2 separate regions of the Mus musculus genome follow, and region 2 is linked to region 1. A link is a loop called in an ENCODE intact Hi-C map of the cell type or tissue named here. Cell type or tissue: left cerebral cortex. All regions are shown on one strand. Each heading gives the region's core, and the rest is flanking DNA. Links, peaks and the distances in the headings are about the cores only.

Region 1 (5,971 bases), core at 1,217-5,216:
ATTGCCCTTGCTGGCTTCTGTCTTGCTGGAAGGTAGAGAGACTCATGTAGAGTAGGAACTGGCACGCCTGGGTACTTACTGCCGGTGGGACCAACCAGGCCAGGGCCCTTAAGCTGTTATCACTGTATAAAAAAGGTCAACATGTATCCTTGGGGCACAACATTCCTGGCACTGAACTCCACATGGCCAACTCTACTACCTTCTACGGGGAGACACACTTTTGTATTGCATGAAAAACAAAAGCAGGTCGTGTTTATCCCTGTGTGAATGGTTGACAGGCCTTTAGGAACAAAATAATTTCTAAGACTCTACCCATGCAGTATTGATCAGTTCCACACAGAACAGCACAACTGGGATCTGTTCTATCTGCAGGGGTCTCCCCAAAACAGCCTTGTTACCCCCTGGCTATCTGCAGGGTCTCCCCAAAAAAGCCTTGTTACCCCCTGGCTATCTGCAGGGGTCTCCCCAAAACAGCCTTGTTACCCCCTGGCTATCTGCAGGGGTCTCCCCAAAACAGCCTTGTTACCCCCTGGCTATCTGCAGGGGTCTCCCCAAAACAGCCTTGTTACCACCTGGCTATCTGCAGGGGTCTCCCCAAAACAGCCTTGTTACCACCTGGCTATCTGCAGGGGTCTCCCCAAAACAGCCTTGTTACCACCTGGTTATCTGAGGTCTTTCATGAGAGTGCAGTGCTTGCCAGACTCAGTGGGTATCTACTATCTCCCTGCAATTTGTTTCCAAGACAGGAGACAGGAGCTCAGTGTCGTGCAAGTCACCCAGTATGCATGCTGGATTGTGCCCACCCGTCAAGATGAGGAGGCCTTGGGCAGGCTCAGCTCTGTGGAGAGGTTAGAGTGCCAACTTCCAGGACAGTTATTGAGATCTCATGTAGACTGGGTGTGTGTTTGTCAGAGAAAGATGAGTGAAGATAATTACATAGAGATGTGCTATGGAGGTGTGAGAGTGCATGCAGAGCCGCCTGTGAGGGCAGTGGGCAGAGTGAGAAGTGGTTTACCTATACGACAGGGGACTTGGAAGCGGGCGCGACTCAGTTATCCCATGAGACCTGCTCAATTACGGACTGTCAGAGGAAAGAGCAAAAAATAAGACACACACACAATCAGTTCTAAATGCAGCACGCTGGCCAGGCCCTCTCCCCCACCCCCCAGACACATCCATCTGAGAGCACACTGGGATCCTTGACTTCATTTCTCCAAGGTTGGCAGCGTCAGTGTGATTACAGAGATGTGCAGTGAACAGACATACAGTGGAGCCAAGAGGTCAGATTTACCCCACCTTCTGAGAGGCTCAAGATTCGTATGAGACACGAATCTCTTCATGTCTTGCTTCTTGAAGCCCTGGCCCTGAGATGGTTCTGCTGACATGGAACATGGTTCTTGAAGCCACTAGAATCATCTGAACATTGTGACTACATGGCTGGGCTAGGGCCTGCACTGTAGTGCCTGTACTGGGTTTGATCTTGCCAGCATCATCTAGTCCCACCTCATCTATAAGCTGGACCTCACTCACCTTGGACCTGATGTTTCTGAGTTGCCGGGTAACACAGGATCTGTCTTTCTTCAGGAAGTCAGGATTGCTTTTAGATTTCATTATGTCTGAAGGAACAAAAAGACTCATTACTTTTGCTTTCTACAATCTTGTGAACCAAACAGAACATATGGGAGGTTCTGAGTTCACTAGCATAGTGCACCCATACATTTCCTAAATCCAATAACCAACCAAGCACTGGAGCACTGGGTTCCCACTGGGGTTTAAGCTACACACATAATACTGTTAACAAAGGATAGGATCTCCTACTCTGGAATTAGACCTTGACTTCTGGGCATACCAACTGGCCTCATTATCTCTAGCTGATTTCTGACACAGGACTAGTATCAAAAGGAATCAGTCCATATTCTTTTCATTATCCACCCATCAAGAAAACAGCTCTTAGAATGTCTTAAACACAAATGACAAAGGTGTACACTGGGCCATACCACAAAGTATGTCAGGGTGTGGGGCTTTCCTTGTTTACTCAAATCTCAAAAAATTCTCTTTACATCAACATAAAAACACCTCCCTGTCTTCCCACAGTCAGTCTGCACCGCTGAGTGGACTGTTGTGTGCACGGCTGTCCATGGATGATGCTTAGCACTCGGCAATGTGTGGCACTTGTCTACAGATGCAGTACTCTGTGAATACTCTTCCGAGGTTAGTTATCACGGCAGGACAAAAGAACACACACTTCCTCCCTCTAATGCCTCAGCTTCTTGGCTTCCTACCCAGTGACCATGGTGATCACCGTTTTACAGTGAGCTAGACTGTAAACTGTGCTGTTGTCAGCAGCCTTCCAGAACAGCCGTGTCTGTGTCCCATGAGCAACACAGAGGACTGTCCCAGCAGGCACATTTGAATGCTGTCATGGATACTGTTCCTGAATTTGCTGAAGGAATGTTCAGTTACAGGGATATTAGGGGATTTGAACAGATTTTCAGTTTGCGGGGCTTTTATAAAGAAAGGGTCATGATGAAGTTAAGATGAACTCGTCAGTTATCAGAAAGAATCCAACAGTACGTGGCTCAGCAGCCTCTTTCCCCGCTGTGCTGCACAATACCTGGATATTTTCTCCAATAATTCTTCTTCTTCTTCTTTTCTTTTTTTTTTTTAAAGATTTATTTATTTCATGTATGTGAGTACACTGTTGCTGTCTTCAGACACACCAGAAGAGGGCATCGGACCCCCATTACAGATGGTTGTGAGCCACCATTTGAACTCAGGACCTCTGGAAGAGCAGTCAGTGCTCTTAACTACTGAGCCATCTCTCCAGTCCGTGCCTGGATCTTTTCAGCCAGCACAAAAACAGGTCAGTTTTGTTGTTCTTGAACAGGCTGTAGGTTCCTTCTGTTCTGCTTGCCTGTGGCCCTCAAAGATTTTATGGCTAAACATTTAGATTAAGGAACTAGCAAGAACTCCCCCTACCTGCTTAAGTTTTTCAGAAACAGATAGTATGACCCCTTGTTTCTATGGAAGCAGCTCTGTGTAAAGGAGCTGCAGGATATGGGAGGAGCAGCTCGCGGGGGAGCCCGTGCATGTGGGCCTAAAGGAGATTTGGGATGGCTCAAGACAGTTTTTTGGGTTTGATTCAAGTGCCAAAACATCTTCACGAGGAGCACCCAGATCGCTCACCATATCCTGACACAGTAGTGCCTTCAGGAGATTTCTCGCCCAGTGCCTCTGTGGCTGCTTTCAGCTGCTCCTTCAGCCTGCTGATGTCGCAGTCAGCCTTGGCCTTGGCAATGCTGAGCTCAGTGTAGATGTCTTTGTACTTGTCACTAGCATACTTCTTATCCTGGACAGATAAAGGCACAAGTGAGTGGCGGCTGCAGACAGGGTGTCAGACTCACTCGGAAATGGCCCTGTACCCTCCCTCTCTGAGGCAAAGACTGAACACTAAAGAAAACATGATGCAGGAAGTAGATGACTACAGGGGGCAAGCCTGCTGTGGTCCTGACTGTCTAACAGTTCCTTGTGGAAGTCAGTCAGGGAGAGCCTCTAGGTTTTAGATTTGTTAAGTGACCTGATCACACCAAGGATTCCATCATTACTTTCTGACTCCAGAAATTCCTTTGAGATGGGTCCAACTAGACCAGCCTAAATGGCAGACCAAGCCTCACTTCACCCACATAGCACTCTGTGTTACTGTACCTATCCAAATGCATGGAAACACAGACCCACCACCGCCTGACTAGAGGCTTCCTTCTGACTGCCCTACTTCTGAGGCATATGCTCAGACGCTGGTATTTTAAGGGAACCTGACTTTAGGACTGCAATCTTGTAGAGTGTCCTGCCATGAAAAAGTGAGCCCAGCAGGACCTGGTCAGACCTCTCAGCTTTCACCCCTCTTTGTCCTGCCTCCACACCCTTGGCCCTTACCCGCAGGGCTGTCTGGAGTTCATCCTTGAGGGAGCTGATCTCCTGTTTCAGGTACTGGATTTCTGACTCTTTGACCCGCAACAAGACCTATAAGAAGAGGGAAAATGAGGACTGACTCTCAGGAACCAGGTATCCTGTAGTCTGCATATACAGAGCATGGCTGGCAGACAGTTGCTTTGTACATTTCGGGGAAGAGAGCCAACCCTTACTGACACTAAACAGAACACACGACTTAAATACTGCTCAGTGCTTCTACAGAAATGGAAAGGGGAAAATACTGTTAGCCTTGCTAGTCCAGAGGCATGAGGACTACACTGAGTTCCCACTACTGACTTGCTTGCTCCCGGAGATGTAGCTGTCAAGGTCTAGATACACTGTTCCTATAGGAATTTCTGCCCACCCTAGCCAGCTCCTCTTGTTCACTTGTCTGAGTCACCTATAAAGGAAAACCTTAACCTAACTGGGGTCCTCTTGAGGATGCCCTACATCCTCATTTGGTGGTTCTCAAACTTCCTAATGCTGCAACCCTTTAATACATGTTGTGCTGACCCTCAACCATAAAATTATTTTGCTGCTACTTCATATCTGTAATTTTGCTACTGTTATGAATTGTAATATAAATATATAATAGGTATGATATCTGACGTGTGCCCCAGGGGGACTCTCAACCCACATGTTGAGAACTCTAATATGTGAGAATTAGAGTCTTTCCTTTCTCTCTCCCTCTTTCAACGGTTGTTTTTTGCTTTTGCTTTTTCTTTCTAGCCTTCTCTGGAATCCTCTTGCTTCAGCTTCCTAAGCAGTTGGGAGTACATGTGCTTGCCACTGCAGAATGAGCTGTTGTGATTGAAAACAAACATCCTGGACTCCGAGAAGTTAAGTCATAATAGAATCTGAGAACAGCAGGATTCCTGTAGCCCTGAAGATCCTCATGGCATCTAGAGGGACCCCTGTTTCTGCCTGTGGACCTCAGGGTACTTGTCAGCTAACCAATGACTTTGGGCCTTCCCATAGCTTTCAAAAGTTAGCTTGAAGCTTTCTTTTCTTGTAGCTGCTACAGAGCTAGAGATGAACCCAGAGTTTTGCATGTAAGCAGGCATTCTTCTATTGAACTGTACCCTTCTGGCCTTTTCTTAAAATCTGGTCCCTCAATGACTCTAAGATAAAGAGCTTTAGTATGACCCAGGAGCTCCTGAATAAGGCAGTGCCTTGCTTCTTACAGTACCTCTAACTCATAGGCATCCTTGCCCTGTGTGAGAGGCAACCCAGTGGACTCCCCACCACCGTCTCCAGTCAGTAGTGTCCGCAACCGTGTGATCTCCGCAGCCAGGCGGTTATTCAGCTCCTGGGGGACAACAGCACAACACAACAGTGACCATCCCCACACACAGTTGCATAAGACACTAGAGAAGGTCACTTCTTAACCAGTAGCGTACAGAGGCCTAAGAATGGAGCCCCCAAGCCTTGTGCATGTTCAGTGCTATGTTTAAGGTAGACATTTAAGGATACATAAAAGCTGTTCATATAGGTTGTGAGGCTATGTGAGGACTTATAACCTGTCAGAAATTGGTTCTGAGACCTCTATTAGGCACCAAATTCTGTGGATGTTCAAGTCCCATTACAAATGGCATACAATATCTGCATAATCCTCCCATATACAATAGGCTGTCTCTACATTATGTCTAATACCCAGTACCATCCACACAATTCCTAAGTCCTTAGCTGTAACGTATTATGCAGGGAGGAGGGATAAGAAAATAGTAGATGTCCACTGCAAATGACTGTTTTCCTCCCTGGAACATTTGCTATGTTTGGTCAGCTGAATTCAGAACTGATTCAGAACTCATAGCAGCAAAATGCCAATTGTGTCTCTAGAGCGAAGATTCCATGGATCTTAAAATTAAAATCGTTCTGCTGTGGGCAGTGTTATCTTTTCCCACTTGAGCTCCCAAAGATTACTCTACTTCTGTCCCTCCAATTTCTCACGCCTTTCTGACTGGTAAGTGCTCTTCTTCAAGCCACTGCAGTGGTTCAGTGA
Region 2 (5,971 bases), core at 746-4,745, 50 kb before region 1:
CTAGCAAATCACAAAGAAGCTATTCATAGAAGCCTCAGCAGATAGACTTGTGTGTATTGATGTTTGCGATGGGATCTCTGTCTCAAGGTGGCCAGGTACAGTGGCCATTGTTGGGAATTTTATCTGCCTCATCCATTGTAGAGAGGTTACTTTCTGTCACTGTTTGGACATTGGTTGGTTGGTTGTTTGAGACAAAGTCTCACTGTGTAGCCCTTTATGACCTAGAACCTTCCCACCAAGCTAGGGCAGCCTTGAACTCCACAGAGATCTATCCGTCTGTCTCAGCTTCTGGAGTGCTGGGATTAAAGGTTTGTTCAACCATGCCAGGCCGGACAGTAGACTTAGATTCCTCTCATGTCTCTTATGTGTGTTTGTGAAGAGAGTCATTTGTCATTAGGAGCATTCTGCTCTCTCCTGGTCTTCCCCTCAGTATGTCCTGAACCTCTTTTCCATGGCATCCTAAGCCTGTATCACAGATACTTAACTGCAGGCACTCTCTCACTAGCCCCAGTGGGAAGGCAGTCTCCCTGTGGTGTATGGTTTTCCTCCTGATGTTAGAATGAGCATTTTCCCTAGGATGGATGTCCCTTTTGGTTTCCTTTTCAACATTTGAATAGCCCTAGATCTTCTGACTTCTGAAACCTGAGCTGTTTCTTTCTTTCTTATGAAAATGTTGCATATGTATAGGAAACTGACTATCTCCTTACTCTGCCTGAGAGTAACAGCTAAGATCACTGGTTTCATTCAAGTCGCTGAAAAAAGTGTGTGTGGGGGTGTGTAGGTGTGTGGGGGTGTGCTTGCGCACATCGGTGTAAAGCAGAGAACACTTCATGGGAACCAGTGGGTCTCCCTCCACCCTTAGGTGTAGGGACTGAACTAGGGTTGTCAGCCTGGCTGCAGGCACTTACACTCAGGAAGTGTAAGTCATCACTCAGCAGCAAGTCATTTTCACGAAGAAAATTTTATTTTATGTAGCAATAGAAAGAATACTGAACACAGTTCATACCTTTTTTACATTTCTACATGTGATTAATTTACTTCTGACTTTCAGACTTTTTTAACACTATCATTACAAGATATGGCAAGCCGTGTACAGTTATCTGGACCACAGGAGGCAGAAAAATATGTTCTACACATGGTAAGTGTATCTTAAATTTTTTTTTTTTTGGTTTTTCAAGACAGGGTTTCTCTGTATAGCCCTGGCTGTCCTGGAACTTACTTTGTAGACCAGGCTGGCCTCGAACTCAGAAATCCGCCTGCTTCTGCCTCCTGAGTGCTGGGATTAAAGGCGTGCGCTGCCGCCGCCGCAACCCCCCCCCCCCCCCCAGCAGATGCGGACATCCTTAAAGAGACAGAATACAAAGCACATGTGTGTATTTGCTTCTACCACCTAGCAAGGAGGTTCAGTGATATCCTAACTCTTAACAGCTTGTTTAGTTGTGTTTGTTTTGAGCTTTATATAAATGGTGTACACTGCATGCTTTTTAAGAGCCATGCATGTAGATACATTTGTAGGTAGTCTATTTTCAGACTGTTGTGTTACAGTGTACCTTTCTATCCTAACTATGTGGCCATTTGGATTGGTTTCTATTCTGATTGTTACAAGTACTATTGTGGTGAACCATGGTCCAGATATAGTTTAAGTCTGCAATAACATGTATGGTGAGAAACTTCTGAATTCTAATTAGTATGCTTTGGGTTGGAGCTGCTATCTTATTAACACTGTCTACTGTCCCTTCTAAGTCAAGCAACAGCCATTTTAGGTAGCTTAGTTCCATTGCTCAGAAGTGGGCTAAACATTAGTCACACTGCAAATCTGGGCACAGTGGCTTTTGCTACAATCCAAGCAATCCAGGAGCATGAAGCAGGAGGATTTTGTGTTTGAATGTCAGCTTTGATCCACTTGGCATCTCTAATGATATCTAGCATATAGCATTTAGGAAACACTGGCTAAATAGATAACACTTAAAATAGATATGTAATTGAACTGGAGAGAATGATCTTCTAAAGGACCTAGGTTTGAGTCCTGCCATCCACATGGTGGCCCACAGCCGTCTGTAGCTATAGTTCAGTGGCTTACCCTCCACAGGCAAAGCATCCATACACCTTTTGTTGTGTTCTTTTGTTTTGTTTTGAAAGTAGCCAGACCTATGATTCCAGACCTCAGTGTCTGAGGTAGAAGGGTCACAAGTCTGAGGTGTGACTGCATTGCTTTTTGGATCTTTGGTTATATCCACCCACTTTATGTTCAGGTCTAAATTTTCATGGTTTCCTATCTTTCTTTTTTCTCCTTTTTTTTTTTTTTTTTTTTTTTTTCAGATAGAAGATGGAGAAATTTTTGCAAGTATTAACCAGAAGGATGGAATGGTCAGTTTCCATGATAACCCTGAGAAGTATAATAACCCAGCCATGCTTCATAACATCGACCAAGAGGTAAGCAAGCTGCTTGGGTTGGGCATGTCTGACAGGTGATTAAACTTCTGAGTGCTCCAGGATAGCCTGTTTAGTTCCCAGCCTGAACACAAAAGGACCGGTCTGCTGGAAACTCTTCTAGATTGTTTGGGTGGCTAACTAAATGGGAGGTTAGATTTCCCAAGTAGATTATCAAACCTACTTTTAACTCCAAAGCCATTCAAAGGATGTAGTATTCTACCTGTGCTTTACCACAACTGCCAGTGTGTGGACTTGTTTCTGTGGGTGTCCAGGTGGGAAGCAAACGATACCTTCTGGGGCAGCAGCAGCAGCAGTGTCCTGGGCATCTAGGGGTGCCGTGTCAGCAAATAGCCACAGCCTGTGTGTGCGGCCTGCTGCTCTTGACTGTTGCTTTGGGTTCTGGGGATGAGTAGGTTCATCTAGACAGTGTGTTTCTTACTTTGAAGGAAGGAAATGAGTGAGTTCGTGTTAAATAAGGAACTAAAAGCTGTGTGTGGTTGCCGGTTTCTTTGAGCCTGGTGCTTGGGAAGCAGATGATTGATGCCAAGGCCAACCCTAAGTAGCAAGACTGTCTGAAAACACCAGAACCAACAGCAAATTCCCAGGATAGGCTGGGAATGGAGATGGCTCAGCAGTTAAGAACATTGCCTGCTCATCTGAAGGATCTGGGTTTAGTTCCCAGCACCCACAAGGCAGCTCACAACCGTCTGTAAACCCAGTTCGAATGGATTTGATGCCCTCTTCAGATCAGATCAGATCTTCTGGAGACACTGCACACATACGGTTCACTTAGTGCACTTAAGTACTCATACATGTTTTTTAAAAAAATCCCAAGAATCCTAAAAATAACCCATGGCAATGTAGAATGCATTCCCTATATTAGTTCCTCGTGGTAAAAGCAGAACTTTGTCACTACTCCCTTTTATAACTTGTGGGTATCAAAATGTCACCTAAAATGATAACCTTAGTTTGGGGACTGGCAAAATGGCTCAGTGGGAAAAGCATGTGCTGCCAAGCTTGAGGACCTGAGTTCAGTTCCTGGGACTTCCATGGTGGAAGGAGAGAGCCTGACACCTGCAACTTTTCCCCCGTGAGAAGAATGCTAATGGGATTGTCTGCTGGTATTGTTTCAACTTGGGTATTATGCTGCAGTACATAGAATCTCTCCCCCCACCACTCTTTTTTATTTGTTTTGGGTTTGGGGGGGTGGGTGAGGCAGGGTTTCTCTGTGTAGATCTGGCTGTCCTGGAACTCATTCTGTAGACCAAGCTGGCCTCAAACTAAGAGATCCACCTGCCTCTGCCTCCTGAGTGCTAGCATTAAAGGTGTGTGCCACCACCTTCTAGCTCACGTATTTACTCTTGAATCCAAATAATTTGATTTCATAACCCCTTAGCTGAGGGTTTTCAGAGGGTGACTAAGTTTCTAACCCCCCACTAATAGTCGGTTACAAATGTGAGTGACCAAAGCCTATTGCTAACCATGGTTATATGACTCTTGCACAGATGCTAAAATGCATAGAGCTGGATGAGCGACTGAAGGCTATGGACCAGGAGATCACGGTGAACCCCCAGTTTGTTCAAAAGGTAAACAGGGTGCTCCTCATTTGAAGTGGGTGGAGGAGGAAAGACATTACAGCAGGTACAAGAACTTGGTTCATTTATTAAATGTGAAGTTGCTCATTGTCCTTGAAAACCAGTTCCCATAAATTCACAGAAATAACTTTTAAGATATGTTCAGGAACTCCTCTAAGTGTGCTTAGGGAAGGCCCAGGTTGCCTGTTGTTGTTCTGTGGTAGTTCCTGCAGAGACAGGCTGGGGAGCTGGCATGCTGCTTTCACAAGAGTCCTCTTGATAGAGTTGGTCACAAACACACTATTTGCTTTCTCCTTCACAGAGCATGGGCTCACAAGAAGATGACTCAGGAAACAAGCCCTCCAGCTACTCTTGAAACTAACCCCCATCTTGAGGTAACAGAACCTTGGCCTGGCAAGTGTGAAGAGCGCAGCAGGAAGTACCATGCGGGTTCCATGCCGGTTCCTCCTGGACAGTCAGAAATTCAGTTTAACATCTGCAGTCCTATTGCTTTCAGAAAACCATTCTCTGCAAAGAAAGGAAAAAAAAAATCCTACTTTAGAGTCTGTTGTGGATTTATTTATCCTCAGATTGTTATTACTGCATTAAAGTTACCTTTTTGTTTAACCCCTTGAATGTTAATGTGTGTTCTCTCACTTTTTCCTCTCGCAAAGGTTCCAATGATACATTTCATTGTGAATAGAATAATTGGCTGGGAGCGCGAGGTCTGCACTGAAGCGTTAGCATCCCCTTGTAGGTGGATGTAAGCTGTGGGACACTGTCGGCTCCTACCCCTGACGTGTGTAGTTTTTGCCATCTTCCTGCACCTGACGTGCGTCGTTTCTGCCACCTCAAGGCTTTCCCTCTTTTCTACTTTTCTTTCTGTATTTGATTCTTTAAGATGGGGTTTCTCTGTGTAGCCCTGGCTGTCCTAGAACTCCCTGTGTAGACCAGGCTGGCCTTGAACTTGGAGATCTGCCTGCCTCTACCTCCCAAGTGCTGGCATTAAAGGTATGCACCACCACCACCTGGCTCTAACATTCTTTTTAAATTATGTTTTATTTTGTGTATGTATATACTTAGGAGAGTTATTCTCCTTCTACCTTGTGAACCCTGGAGAATGAACTGATAGTCAGGCTTGGCATTCAGTGCCTTTACCCATTGAACTATTTTATAGCCCCTTTTCTTCTTGAAACCATCTTCAGGTACTTTGCAGAGTTTTTTAGATTTTGTTCCTAGCCCCGTTACACTTTGGGCCAGAAGTCACTGAGCTAGCTCTCGACAGTGGGAGCATTGGTGACCTATGGACAGATTAAAGTGCCTTAAGTTTGCTGCTGGGGATGGCTCAGTGGGTCAGAGCCAGGAGTAGGACCTGAGCTAAAATCCCCATGTACAGAGCTGGGCATTGCTGTGTGTTCTGTAACCACAGCAAAGACAAGTGGTTCCCACTGTGATTGTCACTGGCCAACCAGCCTAGCCAAAGGCCTCGGGAGTAAGGTAGAAAGTGGTGGATGAGATAGATACTCAACGTCTTCATGCGTTGTGTGGTCCCCACTGCATCCACATGGGCCCACACGTGCAACACACAGATTTAGTCTTTAAAAAACGTTTCTCAGACTGGTGAGGTGGCTCAGCAGATAGCGCTGTGTAGTCTGATGATAGACAGTTCCTTGGCTTTAATCCCTATAGAGAAAGGGAGGAGAAGACCTGCCTCTCCAGAGTTGCTCTCACTTCCACACTAGCGCTGTGGCAGGGACGTGCCTGCACATGCCTTGTGATAATACGTTTTTAAAGACTTAGACCATGTTAGTCTCAGGGTTAACTCTTGGATTTGTGTACAATAATTTCTCTATGGACTATGGTACAGCTCAATGAAAAAGCGTTCACCTAACTTGCATACAGCCCTGATTCTATCACTAGCATTAAACACAGTTTCTTTTCCTTTAAAATGAGTATCAGGCCAT

What was found. Peaks named below come from ENCODE experiments on the same cell type or tissue, not always from the same donor. Only the 100,000 strongest peaks of a DNase experiment are listed, where the experiment ranks them.
Region 2: it touches region 1 in a loop (2.3-fold over the local background); 1 of 42 quality-filtered maps calls a loop at or near these places.

Annotation. Positions count from the first base shown.
Region 1 is chr11:59,767,262-59,773,232 of GRCm38, reverse strand. Mprip (myosin phosphatase Rho interacting protein) reads right to left here. Exons shown (of 24, transcript NM_001368931.1): 20 at 5,159-5,278; 21 at 3,934-4,020; 22 at 3,187-3,349; 23 at 1,531-1,616. It overlaps Gm51899 (a long non-coding RNA gene), which reads left to right and starts at 3,979. Exons shown (of 2, transcript XR_003949691.1): 1 at 3,979-4,062; 2 at 4,699-5,877. In left cerebral cortex, for the core only: a CTCF peak has its summit at 2,719 (motif pointing right); a DNase peak (open chromatin) is centred at 3,730; H3K27ac peaks cover 222 bases.
Region 2 is chr11:59,816,467-59,822,437 of GRCm38, reverse strand. It overlaps Cops3 (COP9 signalosome subunit 3), which reads left to right. Exons shown (of 12, transcript NM_011991.1): 9 at 1,052-1,138; 10 at 2,320-2,433; 11 at 3,939-4,019; 12 at 4,330-4,634. The coding sequence ends at 4,383. It overlaps Gm16062 (predicted gene 16062), which reads right to left. Exons shown (of 2, transcript NR_045686.1): 2 at 4,076-4,535. Among named protein-coding and RNA genes, the nearest start is that of Gm16062, 9.4 kb to the right of the region's middle. In left cerebral cortex, for the core only: no CTCF peak of the experiment used is centred there; DNase peaks (open chromatin) are centred at 782, 1,720 and 2,797.